Linked DNA regions of Homo sapiens: regions 1, 2 and 3 are each linked to region 4. Evidence: chromatin loops called from intact Hi-C (ENCODE). Cell type or tissue: B cell. All regions are shown on one strand. Links, peaks and the distances in the headings refer to the core of each region. The heading gives the core; the rest is flanking DNA. Region 1 has its middle 22 kb from the start of ALOX15B. Region 2 holds the start of TRS-CGA1-1 (tRNA-Ser (anticodon CGA) 1-1). Region 3 holds the start of LOC107985075 (a long non-coding RNA gene). Region 4 overlaps LOC124903915 (a long non-coding RNA gene).

Evidence for each region. A loop is a pair of places that touch in the nucleus more often than their neighbours do. Peaks named below come from ENCODE experiments on the same cell type or tissue, not always from the same donor. Only the 100,000 strongest peaks of a DNase experiment are listed, where the experiment ranks them.
Region 1: a loop joins it to region 4, with 25 times the contacts of the local background. A loop is called at or near these places in 39 of 110 quality-filtered maps.
Region 2: a loop joins it to region 4, with 21 times the contacts of the local background. A loop is called at or near these places in 26 of 110 quality-filtered maps.
Region 3: it touches region 4 in a loop (15-fold over the local background); 51 of 110 quality-filtered maps call a loop at or near these places.

Annotation. Positions count from the first base shown.
Region 1 is chr17:8,057,948-8,063,838 of GRCh38, reverse strand. No RefSeq gene overlaps it. Among named protein-coding and RNA genes, the nearest start is that of ALOX15B, 22 kb to the right of the region's middle. RefSeq lists an enhancer at 5,645-5,891. In B cell, for the core only: CTCF peaks have their summits at 3,231 and 3,434; DNase peaks (open chromatin) are centred at 729, 3,448 and 4,578; H3K27me3 peaks cover 2,850 bases.
Region 2 is chr17:8,135,776-8,141,666 of GRCh38, reverse strand. It overlaps PER1 (period circadian regulator 1), which reads left to right. Exons shown (of 23, transcript NM_002616.3): 23 at 327-1,195. The coding sequence ends at 599. It overlaps TRS-CGA1-1 (tRNA-Ser (anticodon CGA) 1-1), which reads left to right and starts at 2,705; the gene lies at 2,705-2,786. TRT-AGT5-1 (tRNA-Thr (anticodon AGT) 5-1) reads left to right here and starts at 2,142; the gene lies at 2,142-2,215. RefSeq lists an enhancer at 1,100-1,778 and silencers at 2,176-2,225, 2,586-2,755, 2,776-2,835. In B cell, for the core only: CTCF peaks have their summits at 2,719 and 2,920 (motif pointing left); DNase peaks (open chromatin) are centred at 596, 1,416, 2,136, 2,746 and 1 weaker place; H3K4me3 peaks cover 1,771 bases; H3K27ac peaks cover 1,791 bases.
Region 3 is chr17:8,077,707-8,082,706 of GRCh38, reverse strand. ALOX12B (arachidonate 12-lipoxygenase, 12R type) reads left to right here. Exons shown (of 15, transcript NM_001139.3): 3 at 1,520-1,601; 4 at 1,731-1,823; 5 at 1,927-2,049; 6 at 2,369-2,472; 7 at 2,766-2,938; 8 at 3,168-3,311. It overlaps LOC107985075 (a long non-coding RNA gene), which reads right to left and starts at 3,259. Exons shown (of 2, transcript XR_001752778.2): 1 at 3,183-3,259; 2 at 1-2,902. RefSeq lists an enhancer at 2,736-2,845 and a silencer at 2,906-3,085. In B cell, for the core only: CTCF peaks have their summits at 2,363 and 2,569 (motif pointing left); DNase peaks (open chromatin) are centred at 2,716, 3,226 and 4,048; H3K4me3 peaks cover 1,471 bases; H3K27ac peaks cover 847 bases; H3K27me3 peaks cover 301 bases.
Region 4 is chr17:8,297,370-8,303,260 of GRCh38, reverse strand. It overlaps LOC124903915 (a long non-coding RNA gene), which reads left to right. Exons shown (of 2, transcript XR_007065606.1): 2 at 1,589-1,873. Among named protein-coding and RNA genes, the nearest start is that of SLC25A35, 4.9 kb to the right of the region's middle. In B cell, for the core only: CTCF peaks have their summits at 2,223 and 2,423 (motif pointing right); a DNase peak (open chromatin) is centred at 2,450; H3K27ac peaks cover 443 bases.

The sequences.
Region 1 (5,891 bases), core at 493-5,492, 240 kb after region 4:
CCGGAGGTCGCCATAAGCAACTTCCACAATTCTGGATGTTCCAGACCCACGACCGGACTAATTTTTGGTGGAGGGGGAGCAGTATCTTTATCTTCCCACTTTAATGGGTATGTTGATTCAAATCTTCTAACTAAAGTGGGGGGATTATATGGATCATTTCTATATTCGATCATAAAGGAGTCCCCAGCGCACCCAGCGTTTTGTCCGGTGCAATTTCTAGCAAAAGATTCCTTAGGAGCCCAGTCTATAATGACCCCATGAGAACCATTTCGCAAAACTACCGCATTATCTGCCACACAAACCTCCCAAGTAAGAATTTCTCATTTTTCTGACCATTCTGGATTCCTTTTAGGGCAAGCCAATCCCTTAGGCTTGCAATTTTGGACTTTTATATTTGACTGATAATAACTATCCCCTTAAGTTTTTACAGTCCTGATGGGTTGAAAAGACATTCCACTCACTACGTGATAACTAGGTTGAGAACGATTATGAGGAGGTACGTAGACCATCCAACTTTGTATTTGTAATGGCAAACATCCAGGAGCAATTCCTAAACAAACTGGAGGGTATTTATACCCAATTATCCCATTCATTAACATGCCCTCCTCCTCAGGCTATGCAGGACAGCTATCATAAGTCGGCCCAGGCATCCAGATACTACCATTTGTATAAACTTCAGTAGGGGAGTCCATCCAAGTGACAGGTCTAATCAAAGGAGGAAATGGAACATAAGCCCAGTAGTAAAATTTTGCTTAGCTGAAACAGCAGAGAGACTTACCGCCGTGGTGATTACCATCAAGGCAGCCAAGATCATATTACCCGGTGTAATCGCTAGTTGTTTCTCCTTTAGGGTGTCCTCTGCCAATTGAGTCAGCTTCTTTATCTGTCCCCATGTCAGTGGTGTAGCCTAGCGAGTCTTCTCCGTCTTCTGTTTTTTCTCCGAGACGCTCAGCTTCACCATTTTCCTCAGCTCCCGAAAAGACAGGTCGAAGGGACCGGTCTTCTTTCTCTTTTGATTCTTTCCTTTTTTCTGACCGGTCGGTGTAGGGTTCATTGTAGAATTTTAAATGTCTATTGGGTATCCAAATGAGTGTTTGATTGTCTCTTGGTGAAACACAAGGAAAACCCCTCCCCCAAGTAATACTTTTTCTTAATTTCCAAGTTTTGGTTCTGGTATCCTTCCACCAGACCATTTTTCCTTTCTGTGGCACACCCATGACTGCAAAACAAGATAATAAATGTCGTTTTACGTGAGCTGTGCTTTCTCCAGTTTGGCGTGTAGCCCAGATAAACCGAGAAAAAGTATTAACAGTAACATGTACGAAAGAAAGTTTTCCGAATGATGGGACATGAGTCATGTCCATTTGCCACACTGCATTTGGTTGAAGCCCCCTAGGGTTACCTTCAGGTTTTTGGGTGGGTAGCTGTAGCACTTGGCACTGAGGATGTTGTACTATATTTTTAGCTTGTTTCCAGGTAAATGAATATTTATTTTTTAATCCAGCAGCATTTACATGAATTAGGGAATGGAAGTTTTGAGCTTTTGTTCGCGTCTGTGTGAAGAGACCACCAAACAGGCTTTGTGTGAGCAACAAGGCTGTTTATTTCACCTGGGTGCAGGTGGGCTGAGTCCGAAAAGAGAGTCAGCGAAGGGAGATAGGGGTGGGGCCCTTTTATAGGATTTGGGTAGGTAGTGGAAAATTACAGTCAAAGGGGGTTGTTCTCTGGCGGGCAGGGGCGGGGGTTGCAAGGTGCTCAGTAGGGGAGCTTCTGAGCCAGGAGAAGGAATTTCACAAGGTAATGTCATCAGTTAAGGCAGAAACCAGCCATTTTCACGTCTTTTGTGATTCTTCAGTTGCTTCAGGGCATCTGGATGTATACGTGCAGGTCATAGGGGATATGATGGCTTAGCTTGGGCTCAGAGGCCGGACACTGTTAGAACAGGCGTCACTAATAAATTTGCTTGATTATTTAATAGGGTTAAAGGTCCTGGTAAGTTTGTGTGAGCCTAAATATGTGTAATATAAAAGGGAAAATTTTGAGTCCTAACTGCTTGTTGAAGTGAACTAAACAAGAAATTTAACTGATCATCAGAAATATGTTTTACTAAAGCTGTTTTTACCATTTTGGCAGCTTGGAATACGTAAGCAGAGTCAGAGATTATATTAACAGGTTGATTACAATCTTCCAATACAGATATAACTGCTTGTAGCTCAGCTCTTTGTGCAGAATGAAACTGAGTTTGAATAATCTTTTCTTCCGGTCCTGTATAAGCTGCTTTTCCATTCTGAGAGCCATCAGTAAAGATAGTTACGGCTCCCTCCAAAGGAATGGAACTAGTTATTTTGGGTAAAATTTAGGTAGTCAATTTTTAGGAACTGAAACATTTTAGTTTTAGGGTAATGAATATCTATACTGCCAACAAAATCAGCCAGATTTGACTGCCATTCTGACGAATTAATAAAGGCTTGTCGAACCTGTGCTTTGTTTAAAGGAACTACATTTTTATCTCGATCGGTGCCAATGAGTCTGACTATTCTCAGTTGTATTTGGCCTATAAGAATAGCTATTTGATCTAAATAAATTGAGAAAGTTCTAGTCGTACTGTGCGTTAAAAAGGACAATTTAACTAAGTCAACATTTTGAACAATCACTCCTATAGGAGAATGGAGAGTAGGGAACACTAAGAGCTGTAATGGAACACTAGGATCTCTTCTACGGACTTGAGCACTTTGAATTTTTTCCTCAATCATTTGTAACTCTTCAGCTGCAGCAGGCATCAGAGTTCTTTTGCTACATGAATTTGGATCCCATCTCAGCAAAGCAAACAGTTTAGACATTGCTTAGGTGGGAATTCCTAAAGTAGGTCTTATCCAATTAACGTCCCCTAATAATTTTTGGAAATCATTTAAGGTTTTTAAGGACTCTTTACGAATTTCCTCCTTTTGAGGCTTTACTGTTTTCTCCTGTACCCTCATTCCCAGGTAATGATAGGGTGTAGTATGGATTTTATCTGGTGCTATAGCGAGACCTGTAAGTCCCACCACTTCTTGTAGCCTAGCAAAACACTCAATCCGTCTGTCCCTGCTTGCAGCAGCACATAAAATGTCATCAACATAATGAATAATATAGCAATCAGGAAACTGATCCCTGACAAGCTGAATAACCTTTCCAACAAAAGTTTGACTATTTAACATTCCTTGGGGTACAACTTTCCATCGATATATAGTAGCTGGTTCCTTGTTATTCATGGCAGGTATTGTAAATGCAAATTTCTCAAAATCCTGAGGAGCCAAAGGAATAGTAAAAAACACAATCTTTTAGATCAATTATTACCATCGGCCATTCTTTTGGGATCATGGCCGGAGATGGCAACCCTGGTTGGAGAGCTCCCATCGGTTGAATGGCTGCGTTAACCGCTCATAAGTCGGTCAATATGCGCCATCTAGCGAATTTTTTCTGAATTACAAAAACTGGGGCGTTCCATGGTGAAAAAGATGGTTCAATATGTCCTTTGTCTAATTGTTCTTTTGCCAATGAATGTAATGCCTCCAGTTTTTGTTGAGGAAGCGGCCACTGATCAACCCAAACAGGTTTTGGAGTTTTCCGTTTTAATGCAATGGGCTTTGGAGGCTCAACAGTGGCCGCACCTAAGAAGGATATCCAATTCCTCTTCGGTCAAATTTAACTGAGACCTCAATCGGCTGGGTTATTCCGTCCTCATTTTTTTCCTAATCCTTTCCCAGGAATATATCCCATTTTGGTCATCATTCTTTGGCTCTCAGGACTGTAAATTGCAGGGGGAATGGTGATTTCTGTACCCCATTGCTGTAACAAATCTCTCCCCTACAAATTAATGGGAATGAAAGTAATCATAGGTTGGATGGTGACTTCCTGCCCATCTGGTCTTAAACGATGTAAAATTGTAGCACTTTGATAGACTTCAGATGCTGTGCCTACTCCAATCAAGCCCATAGAAGCCTTTTGTCGGGGCCACGCTTTTGGCCACTGATTTAGAGCTATAATTGAAATATTAGCACCTGTGTCTACCAGTCCTTCAAACTGTTTTCCCTGAATCATTGTGCACACAGGTCTGTTTTTAGAAGCTTGATTTACTCAATAGGCTGCTTTTCCTTCACTGTCAGTACTGCCAAAACCACTTTCTCTTTTTACTGTACTTTTTTCTACTATTACATAAGGTAATAACAACAGCTGAGCAATTCTATCTCCTGGGTTTGCACTCCAAGGAATACTGGAACTAATAACCAATTGAATTTCTCCCACAAAATCTGAATCAATCAGCCCAGTATGAATCTGAACTCCTTTTAAGTTTAGACTAGATGTTCCTAAAACAAGTCCAACTGTCCATCAGGTAAAGGGCCAAATACTCCAGTGGGGACTTTTTGAGGGGATTTCCCTGGAAGCAGAGAGATAGCTTTTGGGAAACATAAATCTAAGCCTGTACTCCCTGCTGTAGCTGGCGCCAATTGTGTTACTGTGGTGGTTGGGCAAGAGACAATGATGGTGGTTGGACTAGAGGCAATGACCGACTGAGGGACCAACTGCTGGAGTGAGAATGCCCCCGTTTGGAGCGGGGCCTGAGGCTGGCCCCTCTTCCTGTTTCCCGACTGCGGTTGTAACGGTTGGCCATTTTTGTCAAATTTGAAGTGACACTGATTAGCCCAATGTTTACCCTTCTGGCACCTGGGACATAAGCCAGGTGGTTCTTTTATTTGATTATATCTTGCCTGTTTGTTCGATTTGTTCTTACGTTCCTTTTTTGTGTGTCCAAATTGCCCACAATTGTAACAATTGCCTGAAAAGTTTTTAATTGGACCTCCCACTTTTAACTCTGTCGTGGCTTGAACCATTATCATAGCCTTATGCATGATTCCACCAACTCCATTACATGCCCTGATATATTCATTAATCACATCAACTCCCACCGGAACCTTTCCTTTCACTGGGTGAATAGCTGACTGGCATTCAGGGTTAGTATTCTCACAAGCCAATAATTCTACAATCACCTTCCTGGCACTTTCTTTCTTTCTTTCTTTTTTTTTTTTTTTTTTTGAGGCGGAGTTTCGCTCTTGTTACCCAGGCTGGAGTGCAGTGGCGTGATCTCGGCTCACCGCAACCTCCGCCTCCTGGGTTCAAGCAATTCTCCTGCCTCAGCCTCCTGAGTAGCTGGGATTACAGACATGTGCCATCACGCCCGGCTAATTTTTATATTTTTAGTAGAGACGGGGTTTCTCCATGTTGGTCAGGCTGGTCTCCAACTCCCGACCTCAGGTGATCCGCCCACCTCGGCCTCCCAAAGTGCTGGGATTACAGGCATGAGCCACCGCACCCGGCCTTCCTGGCACTTTCATCAGTGAGAGCCTTCTGTGCTGCGTCTTGAAGGCGAGCAATGAAATCAGGATATGGTTCCTTTGAGCCTTGTCTAATAGAATTAAAAGACTGATAAGTAGTTCCCAGATCCTGAATTTTCTCCCATGCCCTCAAACAGCAATTGCGAATTTGTTCAATGGCATCATCTCGAAGTCCTGATGGTTGTTTACAGTTCCCCATTGACCCCCTATTCCTAGAAGTTGTTCAAATGTAATGGCAATAGCAGGATTAGCAGCACGGTTTTTTCGATCTTGATTTTGAGCCTCGTCGGTCCACCAAGTCTTAAACTGAAGAAATTGGGAGGGCGAAAGTGTAACTTTCGTTAAAATCTCCCAATCACACGGAGTCAATAGCTTATTCTGAGCCACAGATTGCAATAGCGATCGGATGAAAGGCGAATTGGGACCATACTGACCAACAGCTGCTTTAAGATCTTTGAGCAGCTTAAAAGAAAATGGTTCCCATACCGCTTGATGGGCTCCACCTTGCTGTCGTGGGGG
Region 2 (5,891 bases), core at 414-5,413, 160 kb after region 4:
CTTGATGTCCTTGGATCATTAATTCTGAAGAATGTTGATTCCACTAAATTTGCTGTGGATTATAGAATATTAAGCCGCGTGAGTCTTTGCAGAACTTTTCACAGCCTATCCTATGCTAATATGCATTGTGACTGTCCTGTAACGGCATCTGGGTAGAGGGCACAAGGCACTGTCCAACCTTGTTGGACCGCAGGTGCATCTGTGTGGACTGGTGCTTCTTGGGAGTACATTTCGGGAAGCACAGTGGGCTGGGGGTGGGAAGCTGCGCTGGCAGGTTAGCAGTGAGAACCCTGTCTGACTCTCTCATGTCCATTTCTCTCACCAAGGCCTGTGTGGACTGTGGGAGCAGCACCCAAGATCCTGGTCACCCTGATGACCCACTCTTCTCAGAGCTGGATGGACTGGGGCTGGAGCCCATGGAAGAGGGTGGAGGCGAGCAGGGCAGCAGCGGTGGCGGCAGTGGTGAGGGAGAGGGCTGCGAGGAGGCCCAAGGCGGGGCCAAGGCTTCAAGCTCTCAGGACTTGGCTATGGAGGAGGAGGAAGAAGGCAGGAGCTCATCCAGTCCAGCCTTACCTACAGCAGGAAACTGCACCAGCTAGACTCCATTCTGGGACCATCTCCAGGAGTCCATGAGAGGCTTTCTTCTCCTATGTCCCAATTCTCAGAACTCAGATGTGGCTAGACCAACCAGTGGGAAACTGCCCCAGCTTCTCCCACCATAGGGGGCCGGACCCCCATCACCAGCCTAGGATCCAGGGGCTGCCTCTGGCCTCTTAGGGAGCAGAGAGCAGAACTCCGCAGCCCAGCCCAGAGGAGTGTCACCTCCCACCTTTGGAGAGGAATCCTTCCCTCCCCTGGACAAAGTTGCTGACAAGCTGCTGAAGTGGCCTCTCCATATTCCAGCTGAGCCTGAATCTGACTCTTGAGGGTTGGGGCTGCACTTATTTATTGCGGGGAGACAGCTCTCTCTCCCACCTCCTCCCCAGATGGGAGGAGAGCCTGAGGCCCAAGCAGGACCCGGGGGTTCCAGCCCCTAGCTGCTCTGGAGTGGGGGAGGTTGGTGGACCATGGAGTCCCTGGTGCTGCCCCTCAGGTGGGACCCAGGCGTTCTCAGCTGTACCCTCTGCCGATGGCATTTGTGTTTTTGATATTTGTGTCTGTTACTACTTTTTTAATACAAAAAGATAAAAACGCCCAGGACTTTGTGGAATGAAGTTTGGGGTTGGGGTGAGGGGAGCATGTCAAGGGGAGATGTGGCCCTGCTTTTGGGAAGGTTGTAGTGAGGGTGTACAGGGCCATCTCCTGACGACCCCCATTCCTCTTTTCCCCCATCCTGTCCAGGTGAGGGCCCTGCTGAGCCCGCTACGTCCACGTCCAGCTCAGACTCTGCTGTCCCCTCTAGCATGGCCTCAGCTGGGTTTGCCCTGGGAAGGAGAGCTGAGAGGTGCGTGTGGCCAAGGGCTTGGGTAAGCTCCAGCCCGGGTCACGGGTGGCCAAGGCAGAGGAACCCTGCTTAACTCCGTGGTGCCCTGAGGTATTCGAGGGTGTTTGTCTTCCTTGGCTTCCTTTTTTTTATTTGAGACGGAATTTCGCTCTGTCACCCAGCTGGAGTGCAATGGTGCAATCTCGGCTCGCTGCAACGTCTGCCTCCCGGGTTCAAGCGATTCTCCTGCCTCAGCCTCCCGAGTAGCTGGGATTATAGGTGCCCACCACCGCGCCCGGCTAATTTTGTATTTTTAGTAGCGATGGGGTTTCACCATTTTTGGTCAGGCTGGTCGCGGACTCCTGACCTTAGGTGATCTGCCCGCCTTGGCCTCCCAAAGTGCTGGGATTACAGGCGTGAGCCACCGCGCCCGGCCTTCCTTGGCTTCTTGGTCACCACACAGAGAGGGCCCTTCAGCAGGTCAGTCTAGGTAGCTAAGGGACACATGGAGTCATGTGCTCACTCATGGTTGAGTTGGCCCCAAAGGTGTGGAAGAATGGAGAAGCAAAGCATTAACCCTTTGGCTCAGAACCTGAAAGGGAAGAGGCACCTTAGGAAGGGATGAGTCACTGAGGAACCACTGCAGGCAGTTTGCTGATTTTCACTTACTGTCACCCACTAAGAGTTGATTTATCTTGAGGAACACCTGTTTTACGCCGGCGCCGTGGCTTAGCTGGTTAAAGCGCCTGTCTAGTAAACAGGAGATCCTGGGTTCGAATCCCAGCGGTGCCTGAGTTAGCGGGGAGTGATATATTATTGCTGCAAGTACACTTCTCCACTTTCAAAGGGCCTTTCTAAGAAACATTTCTTCTAGACTCTCCCTAAGATTCTTCTTACATGCCAATCCGTCTTTGGACCTCCGTTTCCCTGCACTTTTAGTGTGTATTGGAAACTACAGATTCTCACTTCGGTTTCATGAAGTAGCCTGAAGTAGGCATCTCAGGGTCTGTCCTCAAGAGTATGGAAGACAGGGCTCGGATTTGGACCCGTTTTGTTTCCATCCTATGCTCAGGGAGGAGAGGGAGAATAGGAAGGCTGCCGCTCCAATGGGGCTGCTGACGTCTGCTGGAGGGAAGGCATGGTCTGCGCCACCGAGCAGAGGCGCACGAGCGCAGACGTCTCTAGGCGGCGCGGGTGGAGCCGGGCGGAGCCGGGCGGAGCCGGCTGGAGGCGGGCGTGTTGATAGGCAGCTATAGTTGCACAGGGCCGACAGCGCACGCGGCTGTGATGGCCGAGTGGTTAAGGCGTTGGACTCGAAATCCAATGGGGTCTCCCCGCGCAGGTTCGAATCCTGCTCACAGCGTCACTAGTTTTGGTATTTAGGTATCTCGGTCTCTGGAGAAGGAAAAAGCAGTTTGTTTTCTGGTTCTTTCCTTGGAGAATCTCCCGCGTTATTCTGAGAATCTCAGAGACTCGGCCGTCAGGGACCAGCCCGCGAGCGCCCTCTTGCGATTCTCATAGTCCTATCGACCTGCAAAAACTTTTTTACTGCGGATTTCAATTCCTAACGCCACCACACTCGGGTGGCTCCTTAGTGCTACTCAGCAATCGTTACTTTCCTCCAATTCATTCACTCTCATACTGCCCCATGAGACTGTTTCATTCCTACCCTCACCTCAAACTACGAATCCCTTCTCAGCTTTTACTTCCTGATTCACTGAGAAAATAAACCATTCCGGAGTTCCCCATCAACATTCACATCGCACCTACCTACCTACCTACCTAATTGAGTCGGTGACCACGTACTCTTCTTTTCCTTCATTATTGTAGAAGAATGCTTCCACCTAAAGCCAACCCCTACTTTTACTAGATTTCCCATCCCTCTGGCCATCTCAAAGACACTGCTTTTTCCTATACCATCAAAATTTCCCTCTCAGCCGGGCGTAGTGGCTCACGCCTGTAATCTCAACACTTTGGGAGGCTTGACGGGTGGATCACTTGAGGTCAGGAGTCCGAGACCAGTGAAACCCCAATCTCTACTAAAAATACAAAATTAGCCGGGCGTGGTGGCTGACGCACGCCTGTAATCCCAGCTACTCGGGAGGCTGAGGCAGCAGAAGCTCTTGAATCCGGGAGACGAAGGTCGCGCCATTGCACTCCAGCCTGGGCAACAATAGCAAAACTCCATCTCAAAAAAAAAAAAATCCCTCTCTACTTGATTTTTCTCTTCAGCCTACAGACACTAATTTCCCCCAATTTAGAAGCAAGACAACAAAAGCTATCTTGACCCCACACGCCTGTCCAGCTACCACTCAATTTCTCTACTCCCTTCTACAGCAAACAGAGCAAGTTATCCAATTCCATCTTCCCACTCTCCTTTGGACCCTTGCTAATCAGGTGTCCACCGCCCCCATCAAAGCTGCCCTTGTTAAGGTTGCCGAATGATCATCACATTGCTAAATCTATTGACCATTACTTCGTGGAAGCTGATACCGATGCTCACTCTTCCATTAGAAACACTCTTCGCTTGCCTTCTAGGACACTACGTCCTTCTGATATTCCTTCTACTTCATCAGCAGCTTATTCTCAGACTTCTTTGCTGTTCCTCACCTTCTGGATCTCTAAATGTTGGACTGTTCCCAAGGCTCAATTTTCCAACCTCTTCTCTATCTGTACCCACTACCTTGGTCATTTCCAGTTTCATGGCTTTAAATATCAGGTAATACATTAATACATCCCAGATTTTCATCTCCAGCTCCAGAACTCCCCCCTGAGTTACAGATGCTTATGTATTATTGCCCACATATCATCTACACTTGGAAAAAGCTAATACAGATCACAAACTTAAAATGTGCAAACCAAGGCCGGGCGCGGTGTCTCGTGCCTGTAATCCCAGCACTTTGGGAGGCCGAGGCGGGCGGCTCACCTGAGGTCGGGAGTTCGAGACTAGCCCAACCAACATGGAGAAACCCCGTCTCTACTAAAAACAGAAACTTAGCCGGGCGTGGTGGCACATGCCTGTAGTCCCAGCTACTCGGGAGGCTGAGGAAGGAGAATCACTTGAACCCGGGAGGCGGAGGTTGCGGTGAGCCGAGATCATGCCATTGCACTCCAGCCTGGGGAAAAAGAGTGAAACTCCGTCTCAAAAAAAAAAAAAAAAAAGTGCAAACCAAACGCCTAGGCTTCTTCCCCAAACCTCCTTCACCTGTGATCCTTTCATCTCAATAAATGGAAATTCCATTCCTTCAGTTATTTAGACTAAAAACCTTAGCGTCGTCCTTGATTGTTCTCTTTCTCTCCCACTCTACATCAAATGAGCCATTTCTATTTACAATATGTTAGGGTCAGGTGTGGTGGCTCACACGTGTAATCCCAGCGCTTTGGGTGGCCAAGGCAGGAGGATCTCTTGCGTCCAGGAGTTCAGGACCAGCCTGAGCAACATAACAAGACCCCAGTCTCTGTGAAGATTAAAAAAAAAAAAAAATTAGCTGAGCATGCTTGTTATCCCAGCTATTTGGGAGGCTGAAGAGGGAGTATCACTTGAGCCCGGGAGGTTGAGGCTGCAGTGAGCAGTGATTACACCACTGAACTCTAGCCTGGGTGATGGAATGAGACCCTGTCTCAAACAAAAAAAGAAAAAAGTCTAACATTTGACTATTTGCCATTACACCATGGTCCAAGCCACCCTCATCTCTCACCTAGATTATTGCAATACCCCCTAAGTTATTTCCTGGCTAGTTCCAGAGTCTACTTTTTTTTTTTTTTTTTTTGAACAGGGTCTTGCTCTGCCTCCAAGACTGGAGTGCAGTGGCGTGATCTGGGCTCACTGCAGCCTCCTGAGTTCAAGTGATTCTCATACCTCAGCCTCCCAAGTAGCTGGGACTACAGGTGTGCACCACCACGCCCAGCTAAATTTTGTATTTTTAGTAGAAATGGGGTTTTACCATGTTGCCCAGGCTGGTCTCGAACTCTTGACCTCAAGTGATCCATACCCCCCCACCCAGCCTCCCAAAGTGCTGGGATTACAGGTGTGAGCCACCACGCCTGGCCTCTACTCTCTTTTTTTTTTTTTTTTTTTTTTTTTTGAGACGGAGTCTGGCTCTGTCACCCAGGCTGGAGTGCAGTGGCACGATCTCGGCTCACTGCATGGCTCTGCCTCCCAGGTTCAAGCGATTCTCCTGCCTCAGCTGCCTAAGTAGCTGGGACTATAGGCGCGCACCACCATGCCCGGCTAATTTTTGTATTTTTAGTAGAGACGGGGTTTCGCCATGTTGGCCAGGATGGTCTTGATCTCTTGACCTCTTGATCCACCCGCCTCGGCCCCCCAAAGTGCTGGGATTACAGGCGTGAGCCACCGCTCCTGGCTGGCCTCTACTCTTAATATATTGGGTAGATTGATCCTTTTAAAACATAAATCAGGGACCAGGCGCGGTGGCTGACACCTGTAATCCCAGCACCTGGGAGGCCA
Region 3 (5,000 bases), core at 1-5,000, 220 kb after region 4:
TTCTGGTCTCCACACTATTTATTGAGTACAGTCACTTAGATCTAAGAAGCAGATGTTCAGGGTGAAACACTGAAAGGGAGGCAGTGCGTCACAGGCGTAATCTATAGCAATAGCGGTTTAAACGAATCTCCTTTGTGCTCAAACAGCACATCTTTAACTTATCGGAGAGCAGCTAGTGGGAACAGGCTTAACTAGGAGCCTGCGCGTCTGTCCACCTTCCAGGTTTCAAAGGAGTGTCTTTCTCCTTGAACACAGTGTTTATAGATAAGACAGCAGGTTAACGCTCAGAGCATGGGAACATAATGGCGATAAGAACGCTTTCCTCCTCAGAGGCCTTTTGTGACTTTCCACAGCTTACTGTCACATATTTTTATGGCCAGTTTATACAGGCACCCCACAAGCCCTTTTCCCAATACCTGGGACCTAGTAAGTGCTAAACAACTGTCAGTTATTAATATTTCAGTGGTATATACCCAAAGGAAAAGAAATCAACATATCAAAAAGATGCCTTATTTATTGTGGCGCTATTCACACTAGCAAAGATATGGAATCACCCTAAGTGCCCTAATGGATGACTGGATAAAGAAAATGTGGTATATATACACAGTGGAATACTATTCAGTCATGAAAAAAATGAAATCATGTCATTTGCAGCAACATGGATGGAACTAGAAGTCATTATCTTAAGTGAAACAAGCCAGACCAGAAAGTCAAATACCGAATGTTCTCACCCATAAATGGGTGTTAAAAAATGTGTACACATGGGCCAGGTGTGGTGGCTCACACCTATAATCCCAGCACTTTGGGAGGCAGAGGCGTGCAGATGACCTGAGGTCAGGAGTTCGAGACCACCCTGGACAACATGGCGAAACCACGTGTCTACTAAAAATACAAAAAGTAGCCGGGCATGGTGGCAGGCACCTGTAATCCCACCTACTCCGGACACTGAGGCAGCAGAATCGCTTGAACCCAGGAGGCAGAGGTTGCAGTGAGCCGAGATCATGCCATTGCATTCCAGGCTGGGTGACAAGAACGAGACTCCATTAAAAAAAAAATGTGTACACATGGACATAGCAAAACAATAGACAATGGAGACTCTCAAGGGTGAGAGGATGGGAGGGGGTGGATGATGAGAAATTACTTAATGGGTACAATATACTTTATTTGGGTGATGGGTAACCTAAAGCCCTAACTTGGCCACTATGCATGTAACAACATTGCTCTTGTACTCCATGAATTTATAGAAATAAAAAATATTTCAGTGGGTCTAGAGGAGGGACTTTTTGCAGCAGCAGAGCTTAGCTTGACAGTAGAGCAAGAGGAAAGAGGGTGGGTCCGTGATTCTTTTATCTGATATTTCCGGACAGGACGCACCTTCACTCTCCCAAGGTGAGCCTTCCCACTCCTTGGTCATGGGCCCCCCCAGAGACGACCTGGGGCACAGAAGCTGAACTCCTGCTTCCTGAAGTGGGCAGGGGCAAGGGTCAGCCCTTGAGTCCTCTCCTTGGTCTCCCTACAGGAAAGACAACAGCAGATGACTCGCTCCCCGTCCTCCTGGAGCACAGAAAAGAGGAGATCAGAGCCAAGCAGGACTTCTACCAGTGAGGGGGCGGGTGGCAGAGTCTGGGCGCCCGGCAGGGGTCCAGGGAGGTGGGGGGCAGTGATGGCTCTGGCCCTTTGCCCTGGGGTGGTGCACGGGCATGAGGGTGACATCTCGGTTTCCCTTGCAGCTGGCGAGTCTTTCTTCCTGGCCTGCCCAGCTATGTGCACATTCCCAGTTACCGCCCTCCGGTGCGGAGGCATCGCAACCCCAACCGGCCTGAGTAAGGACCCGAAGCTGTGCTGGGCCCCGCCCATGGTTTTCCCCTGGGCGCCTGCCTCCTCCCCGCCCCCTGGATCCCAGTTGCCCTGCGCTTCTCCCCACAGGTGGAATGGCTATATTCCGGGATTCCCAATTCTCATCAACTTTAAGGCCACCAAGTTCCTGAACTTAAATCTCCGCTACTCCTTCCTCAAGACGGCCTCCTTCTTCGTCCGCCTGGGGCCCATGTGAGTCCGTGTGAGTGACGGGAGAACGAGGGCTCCTGCAAGAACTTTCCCTCTCCCCCAACCTTGGCGGCCTCCAAGACAGCCCCAGAGGTTGGAATGGCCAGGAAGGCAGAGGGAGCTGAAACGCAGACCCAGAAAACCTGAGACATGATCCCAGAGACCTAGAGATGCAAAGATCTTGAGACATGGGACCCAGAGACTTTGCGACGCACAGACCCTGAGACCCAGAGACCTAAGTGGATGGGGCGGCCCCGCCACCTGCCCCAGCCGGCGCTTGGCAGCCCCTCTGAAGGCCTCTTCCTGGAATCCCATCTCCTAGGGCACTGGCTTTCAAAGTCCGCGGCCTGTTGGACTGCAAACATTCGTGGAAGAGGCTGAAGGACATTAGGAAAATTTTCCCTGGCAAGAAATCTGTCGTCTCCGGTATGGAATGGGGCGTCCCGGATCGAGCAGGGGGAGCCAGGCGGTCTCCGGCGTGCTAGGCAGGCCCCCGACTTCGGGGCAGTGGGACGGGAGAGGCAGCGAGGCGCGCGCGCGCCCTCTGGCGGCTTCTTGGAAAATGTCGCACCGGGCTCCTCCGGCCGCTCAGCGCCAGGCTGGGGGCCTCGTTTTCCTCCCCGACTCCTCTCGGTGCCCATAGTCTTCTTCTGTCCCATGCCTCTCCGTCCCCGAGGGGGGCCGGGCCTCCTTGTGACGCCCTCGCGCCGTCCTCGCAGAGTACGTGGCCGAGCACTGGGCAGAGGACACCTTCTTTGGGTACCAGTACCTCAACGGCGTCAACCCCGGCCTGATCCGCCGCTGCACGCGGATCCCAGACAAGTTCCCCGTCACAGACGACATGGTGGCTCCGTTCCTGGGCGAGGGAACGTGCTTGCAAGCGGAGCTGGAGGTGAGGCCCGCTCCGGCGGAGACCCCGGCCCTCCTCCCGGCCTCCCTCGCGGGCATCCCCGTCTCTCCCCACCTCCGGCGCCCGCGCCAGTCCCAGGCAAGCCCGCACCCCGCGTCCCTGTCCCCGTCCCACCCCTGCCCCTAGTCGCCAGCGCCCTGTGCACCTGCGGCGCGGGTCACGGGCTTCCCGTGTGGGTGCCTACTTGCCACCCATCGCGGCTCCCCTCCAGAAGGGGAACATTTACCTGGCCGACTACCGCATCATGGAGGGCATCCCCACCGTGGAGCTCAGCGGCCGGAAGCAGCACCACTGCGCCCCCCTCTGCCTGCTGCACTTTGGACCCGAGGGCAAGATGATGCCCATCGCCATCCAGGTGCCTGGGCTGCAGGCGGCGCTGCCGCTGAGCCTCTGTGTGCGCGAATGCTCCTCCGAGTGTGCGCGCGCTTATGTGAGCGTGTGGACCTGCATGTATTCAGCCGTCTCTCGTTATCCTTGAGAGATTGGTTCCAGGACCTCCCCGGGATGCCAAAATCTGCAGATGCTCAAGTTTCTTATATAAAATGTCCCAGTATTGCCGGACGCGGTGGCTCACGCCTGTAATCCCAGCACTTTGGGAGGCCGAGGCGGGCGGATCACGAGGTCAGGAGATCGAGACCATCCTGGCTAACACGGTGAAACCCCGTCTCTACTAAAAATACAAAAATTTAGCCGGGCGTGGTGGCGGGCGCCTGTAGTCCCAGCTACTCGGGAGGCTGAGGCAGGAAAATGGCGTGAACCCAGGAAGCGGAGCTTGCAGTGAGCCTAGATCATGCCACTGCATGTCGCTCTGGGCGACAGAGCGAGACTCCATCTCAAAAAAAAAAAAAAAAAAAAAGTCCCAGTATTTACATATAACTTACACACATCTTCTTGTGTGTTGGGATCACAGGCGTGAGCCACCGCGTCCAGCCTGGGCACATTTTTCTAGTTCATACAAAAGCCCGGTATGGGCTGGGAGCAGCTCAGGTTTGTATGCCCGAATAGGCTTAGGTGGAGATGCACCTTGCAAGGCTCAAGGACCGCCTTGGCAGTTCCCCGCCTCTCACCTGCTTGCTGTCTTGGTCCCCTGAGGTACAGAAGTACAAAGTGCGCTGCTCAGCGGAGCTGGGTGAGCTCTTGCTGCTGCGTGTACACAAGGAGCGCTACGCTTTCTTCCATGTTGCACTCCTGGGCTCAAGCGATTCTCCCGCCTCAGCCTCCCAAAGTGCTGGGACTACAGGCGTGAGCCACCTCGCCCGGCCCTCTTGTGTATTTTCAATCCTCTCTAGGCCCGCTCTCTAGGCCCGGTGTGGTGGCTCACGCCTGTAATCCCCAGCACTTTGGGAGGCCGAGGTGGGCAGATTACCTGAGGTCAGGAGCTCAAGACCAGCTTGGCCAACATGGGGAAACCCCATCTTTACTAAAACTACAAAAATTAGCTGGGCATGGTCGGGGGCGGCGCCTGTAGTCCCAGATATTCAGGAGGCTGAGGCAGGAGAATCTCTTGAACCCAGGAGGCAGAGGTTGCAGTGAGCAGAGATCGTGCCACTGCACTCCAGCCTGGTGACAGAGCAAGACTCCTTCTCAAAAATAAATAAATAAATAAATAAATAAATAAATAAATAAATAAATAAAATGAAATAAAATAGATCCTTTCTGGATTTCTTATAGTACCCAATACAATACAATGTAAATGCTATGTAGATAGTTGTTACACTGTATTGTTTAGGGAATGACAAGGAAAAAAAGTCTGTACACGTTCAGTAGAGACACTTTTTCTCCCAGAATATTTTCCATCTGTTGCTGGTGGAATCCACTGGTGTGGAACCCATGGATACGGAGGGCCAGCTGTACTTGTATGCCCCTATGTGTGTGCATCTGTGAGTGTGTGCATGTATATGTGTCTGTGGGGTGTGCTTGTCTCTTTGACTTCATCCATCCATCCACCTGGAAAACCAATCCCTGAAGGGGGTCAGGTCCCTACTGGAAATACTGAGATAATTAGACTTAGCCTCTGCCTTGGGAATCTGGTCTGGCAGAGGAA
Region 4 (5,891 bases), core at 525-5,524:
CAGGGAGAAGAGGCACTTTGACTGTTCATTTAAAATCAGGCAGAGGGGTTTAGCCAAGCCAAGAGGCAGGGCATGAAGGAGCATTGTGGGAATCCAGGGAAGCGCAGGCACAGCGAAGAGGAAAGTAGGCACGTCTGGAGAACCGTGAAAGGGAAACAAACTGATCTGAAATGAAAAGAGGGACACATGGAGGCCATATCGTGAGCAATCACACCGGGCAGACAGGCCCTGAAGGTTTCAGAGCAGAGTAGGGGGAGTGGATCACGATAGTTTTTGTTTGTTTGTTTGTTTGTTTTTGAGACAGGGTCTTAAAATCGCCTTTGTAAAGTTATAACTGAGGAAATTATGACAGTGAAAGAAATCAGACCTCACCAGTTCCATGTTGCTTCTAATCTTTAAGCTGTCCTTGTTCATTCCTCAGCGTAGGCTGAACTAACTTTGGGAAGGAATTCAGTTCATGGTTTGACTCTGAAACAAAATTGTTAATAGTCCTTAACTGAAAAGACCCCCTTCTTGCCTGGGGACCAGTCTGCCTTTGCAGGACTAACAAATTGACAGATTAGCTACAAGATTATAAATTAGTTTGGGGGTCATGCAGCCGCTGGCTCTATGAATCAGCTGATACCACCCAGACCTTAATCTGGCACCACCTGTTCTGTCATCACACCCAGGAACAGAAGACAGCAAGAAAACCTCACTTCGACCCCCTGCAATTCCATCTCCAACCTGACCAATCAGCACTCCCCACTTCCCAAGTCCCTACCCGCCAAATGATCTTTAAAAACTCTGATTCTGGTAGCCGGGTGCGGTGGCTCAAGCCTCTAATCCCAGCACTTTGGGAGGCTGAGGCGGGCAGATCACGACGTCAGGAGATCGAGACCATCCTGGCTAACACGGTGAAACCCCGTCTCTACTAAAAGTACAAAAAATTAGCCGGGCGTGGTGGCGGGGGCCTGTAGGCCCAGCTACTGGGGAGGCTGAGGCAGGAGAATGGCGTGAACCCGGGAGGCGGAGCTTGCAGTGAGCCAAGATGGCGCCATTGCACTCCAGCCTGGGCGACAGAGCGAGACTCCGTCTCAAAAACAAACAAACAAACAAACAAACAAACAAAAAACTGATTCTGCTTGGGGAGACTGATTTGAGTAATAATGTAATAAAACTCCCGTTTCGGCTGGGCACAGTGGCTTATGCCTGTAATCCCAGCACTTTGGGAGGCCGAGGTTGGCAGATCACGAGGTCAGGAGTTCAAGGCCAGCCTGGCCAACATGGTGAAACCCTGTCTCTACTAAAAATACAAAATATTAGCCGGGTGTGGTGGCGCACGCCTGTAGTCCCAGCTACTCGGGAGGCTGAGACAGGAGAATCGCTTGAACCCAGGAGACAGAGGTTGCAGTGATCAGAGACCATGCCATTACACTCCAGCCTGGGTGACAAAGCGATACTCCGTCTCAAAAAAAAAATAAATAAATAAGATTTGGTTTAGGAGTCATGCAGCTGGAGGCTGCAAGATTCTGAACCTCCCCAAATTGCTCCTGGGGATAACATCATTCTTGTAAAACCTAAGATGAGTGCTTGTGATATTTTGCAGACCCTGCACTCAAAGCATCATCTGGCAACACCCGGATCAATAAACTGGTTCATCTGTTCTTGTGGCCCCCACCCAGGAACCGACCCAGTGAAAGAGGAGAGTTTCAACTCCCTGTGATTTCGTCTCCCACCTAACCAATTAGCACTCCCCACTTTCTGACCCCCTACCCACCAAATTATCAAAAACCCTGATCTCTGAATTTTCAGGGAGATTGACTTGAGTAATAATCAATTTTGCATGTGGCATGGCCGGCCTCGTGTCAATTAAACTCTTTCTTTACTGCAATGCCGTGGTCTTTATTTGTGCAGAGGACAGGAAGAGCCCACTGGGCAGTTACATTTCCACTGAGGATGCTAAGCTGGTGGAATATGGGCCTGCAGCTGCTAGTGGCCATCAGTGAGGTGGCCTGAGAATAAAACCGATACATGGCAGAGGTGGAGAGAGACAGATTTGAGTGCCTGATTCTGCTGGCCTGAAGTCATGTGTGTGTCTGGAGCTTTCAGTTGTGTGAGTCAATGAGTTCCCTTTTTGTAAGCTAGTTTGAGTTGGATTTCTGTCACTTACAACAAAACAATCCCTTATAAAGGGAGCTTCTAATAAAAGAAGTGTTGAGTCCAGCTCCCTCCGGTAGGGCCAGGACTTGGAAGTCCAGTAGACTCTTTCATGGAGCACAGAACACCTGGGCCTCATTTCTGTCTGCAAAGCTGTTAATGTAGGTAGCCTGCCTGTGATGGGGGATAAATCAGGAAGAAGCAGTAAGGAAAAGCTGGCCTGCTCTGGGAATTTATACAGGTTTTGGCCCAGGTGAGGATACACAGAGACGATCCTTCCTCACCACCACTAGGTGGAGTTTGAGCACTTCGGGTGCGCGCTCAGCAGCCAAAAGGAACCCATCAGTGTCTAGGCTACCAAGGAAGAGGCAAGAAAGACACAGCCCCCTGCCCTCCAAGCCTCCCCGTCTTTCTCGCTCCCTCTCTATGTTACCACCCCTTCTTTCAGACACCTGGGGACTTTTACGTTCCCTATGCAACTCCTCTCAAATCTGATTCATGACATTCACATCCAGGAAAAAATGGTAACAGCCTACAATAAATCAAGACAGCATGATATTGGTCAAAGGCTAGACACACAGATCAAGGGAACAGAAGTGAGGGCACAGAAATCGAGCCACACAAATATAGAAAACAGATTTTTTACAAAGGACCAAAGGAAGAAGAAGAAAGAAGAAGGAGAAAAAGAAGAAGAAGGAGAAGAAGAGGAGGAAGAGGAAGAAGACGACGAAGGAGGAGGAGGAGGAAAGAAGAAAGAAGAAAAGAGAGAGGAGGATGAGAAGAAACCAAACCCAGACCTCACATAATTTACAAAAATTAACTCAAAATGGATCATAGACCTAAATGTAAAAAGTAAAACTATAAAGCTTCTAGAAGAAAACATAAAAGAAAATCTAGGTGACCTTGGGCCTAATTATACATTTTTGGGTTTTTTTTGTTTGTTTGTTTTGTTGTTGTTGTTGTTGTTGTTTTTTGAGACGGAGTCTAGCTCTGTTGCCCAGCTGGAGTGCAGTGGTGCGATCTCGGCTCGCTGCAAACTCCGCCTCCTGGGTTGAAGTGATTCTCCTGCTTCAGCCTCCCGAGTAGCTGGGATTACAGGTGCCCGCCACCACACCCAGCTAATTTTTGTATTTTTAGTAGAAATGGGGTTTCACCAGGTTGACCAGGCTGGTCTCGAACTCCTGGCCTTAGGTGATCCACCCACCTCGGCCTCCCAAAGTGCTGGGATTACAAGCATGAGCCACTGCATCCGGCCTCAATTTTTTTTTTTTTTTTTGAGACAGAGTCTCACTCTGTCGCCCAGGCTGGAGTGCAGTGACGCGATCTCGGCTCACTGCAAGCTCCGCCTCCTGGGTTCATGCCATTTTCCTGCCTCAGCCTCCCTAGTAGCTGGGACTACAGGCACCTGCCACCACGCCTGGCTAATTTTTTGTATTTTTAGTAGAGATGGGGTTTCATTGTGTTAGCCAGGATGGTCTCGACCTCATGACCTGGTGATCCGCCCTCCTCGGCCTCCCAAAGTGCTGAGATTACAGGCATGAGCCACCACACCCGGCCAATTTTTGTATTTTTTTTTTTTAGTAGAGATGAGGGTTCACCATGTTGGGCAGGATGGTCTCGATCTCTCGACCTCATGATCCGCTGACCTCAGCCTCCCAAAGTGCTGGGATTACAGGCCTGAGCCACCATGCCCAGCCCTGATATATATATATATAGATAGATAGATAGATAGATAGATAGATAGATAGATAGATAGATAGATGTAATTTTGAGACAGAGTTTAACTCTTGTTGCCCAGGCTGGAGTGCAATGGCGCAATCTCCTGCTCACTGCAACCTCCACTTCCGGGGTTCAAGTGATTCTCCTGCCTCAGCCTCCCGAGTAGCTGGGATTACAGGCATGCGCCACCACCCCCAGCTAATTTTGTATTTTTTTTAGTAGAGAAGAAGTTTCCCCATGTTGGTCAGGCTGGTTTCACACCCCCAACCTCAGGTGATCTGCCTGCCTTGGCCTCCCAAAGTGCTGGGATTACAGGTGTGAGCCACCACGCCCAGACTCCTGATATTTTTTTTATTTTATTTTTTTTGACTCCTGATATTTTTAATTAAAAAAAAAATTAGGAGGTCAGGGAACCCAATATGGAAGGCAGATTGTGGCAAAAGAATTTAATGATACTACTAATGTATGAAATAACTTTTCTGAAGGGAGCTGGGGGAAAGGTGCTGACCTGAGTAATTTTGGAAATGAGTCGAGTCTGTAAGATCAAAGGCAAATGGAACTACACATAAGCACTGTACCCTAGTTTATAAGATTGTTCTCCACAGGGGTATGTGTTAACAATTCTCTTTTGAGACATTATGATTACAAATAAAGAAATATTTTATTTTATTTTATTGAAACGGAATCTTGCTCTGTAACCTAGGCTGGAGTGCAACGACGCGATCTTGGCTCACAGCAACCTCCGCCTCCCAGGTTCAAGTAATTCTCGTGCCTCAGCCTCCCAAGTAGCTGGGACTACAGGTGCGTGCCACCACGCCCAGCTAATTTCTGTATTTTTAGTAGAGACGGGGTTTTGCCATGCTGCCCAGGATCGTCTTGAACTCCTGACCTCAGGTGATCCACCTGCCTCAGCCTCCCGAACTGCTGGGATTACAGGCATGAGCTACTGTGCCTGGCACATATAAAGAAAAATTTTAGGCTGGGTGTGGTGGCTCACCCCTGTAATCCTAGCACTTTGGGAGGCCGAGGCAGGTGGATCACCTGAGGTCGGGAGTTCGCAAACCAGCCTGACCAACATGGAGAAACCCTGTTTCTACTAAAAATACAAAATTAGCCAGGCGTGGTGGCGCATGCCTGTAATCTCAGCTACTTGGGAGGCTGAAGCAGGAGAATCGCTTGAACCCGGGAGGCAGAGGTTGCAGTATGCCAAGATCATGCCATTGTGCTCCAGCCTGGGCGACAACAGCAAAACTCCATCTCAAAAAAAAAAAGAAAGAAAGAAGAAAAAGTTTAGGCCGGGTGCAGTGGCTCATGCCTGTAATACCAGCACTTTGGGAGGCCAAGGCGGGAGGATCACCTGAGGTCAGGAGTTCGAGACCAGCCTGGCTAACATGGTGAAACCCTGTTTCTACTAAAAATACAAAAACAAATTAGCCAGGTGTGGTGGTTCGTGCTTGTAATTCCAGCTACTCAGGAGGCTGAGGCAGGAGAATCGCTTGAACCTGAGAGGTGAAGGTTGCAGTGAACTGAGATTGCAACATTGCACTCTAGCATGGGCAACAAGAACAAAACTCCGTCTCAAATAATAATAATAATAATAATAATAAAGAATTTAAAAAGAAAAACAAAACAATTCTGATACTCCTATACACGTGTCCTGGAATAAACAATTAAGTAAATAGATGGCAAATTATGGAAGCCAGGTTTCTCACAGTTGGGGTGGGAGTTTAGATAAACAAGGGAGGTGGCTAGAATGATCCATGTAGTAATGGATTAAAGTTGGAGACATCAGTATGAATTCATGCTTAGCTTAATATAGATATGGATGGTTATATATGGAAATACATGTTTGTGTATATACGTGGGTTAGTATACACACATATATTTCCTTGCTTTCTCAGATGTGAGGGTCCAGAAGCAATGATACCTCAAAAGCAACAAGCACACCTAGGGCCCAGATCTTGGATTCTAAAACCATTTGCCAATAAAAGAAAATAGGGGTCCTTGGAGAAATGGCTGATTGCAGGACTGTG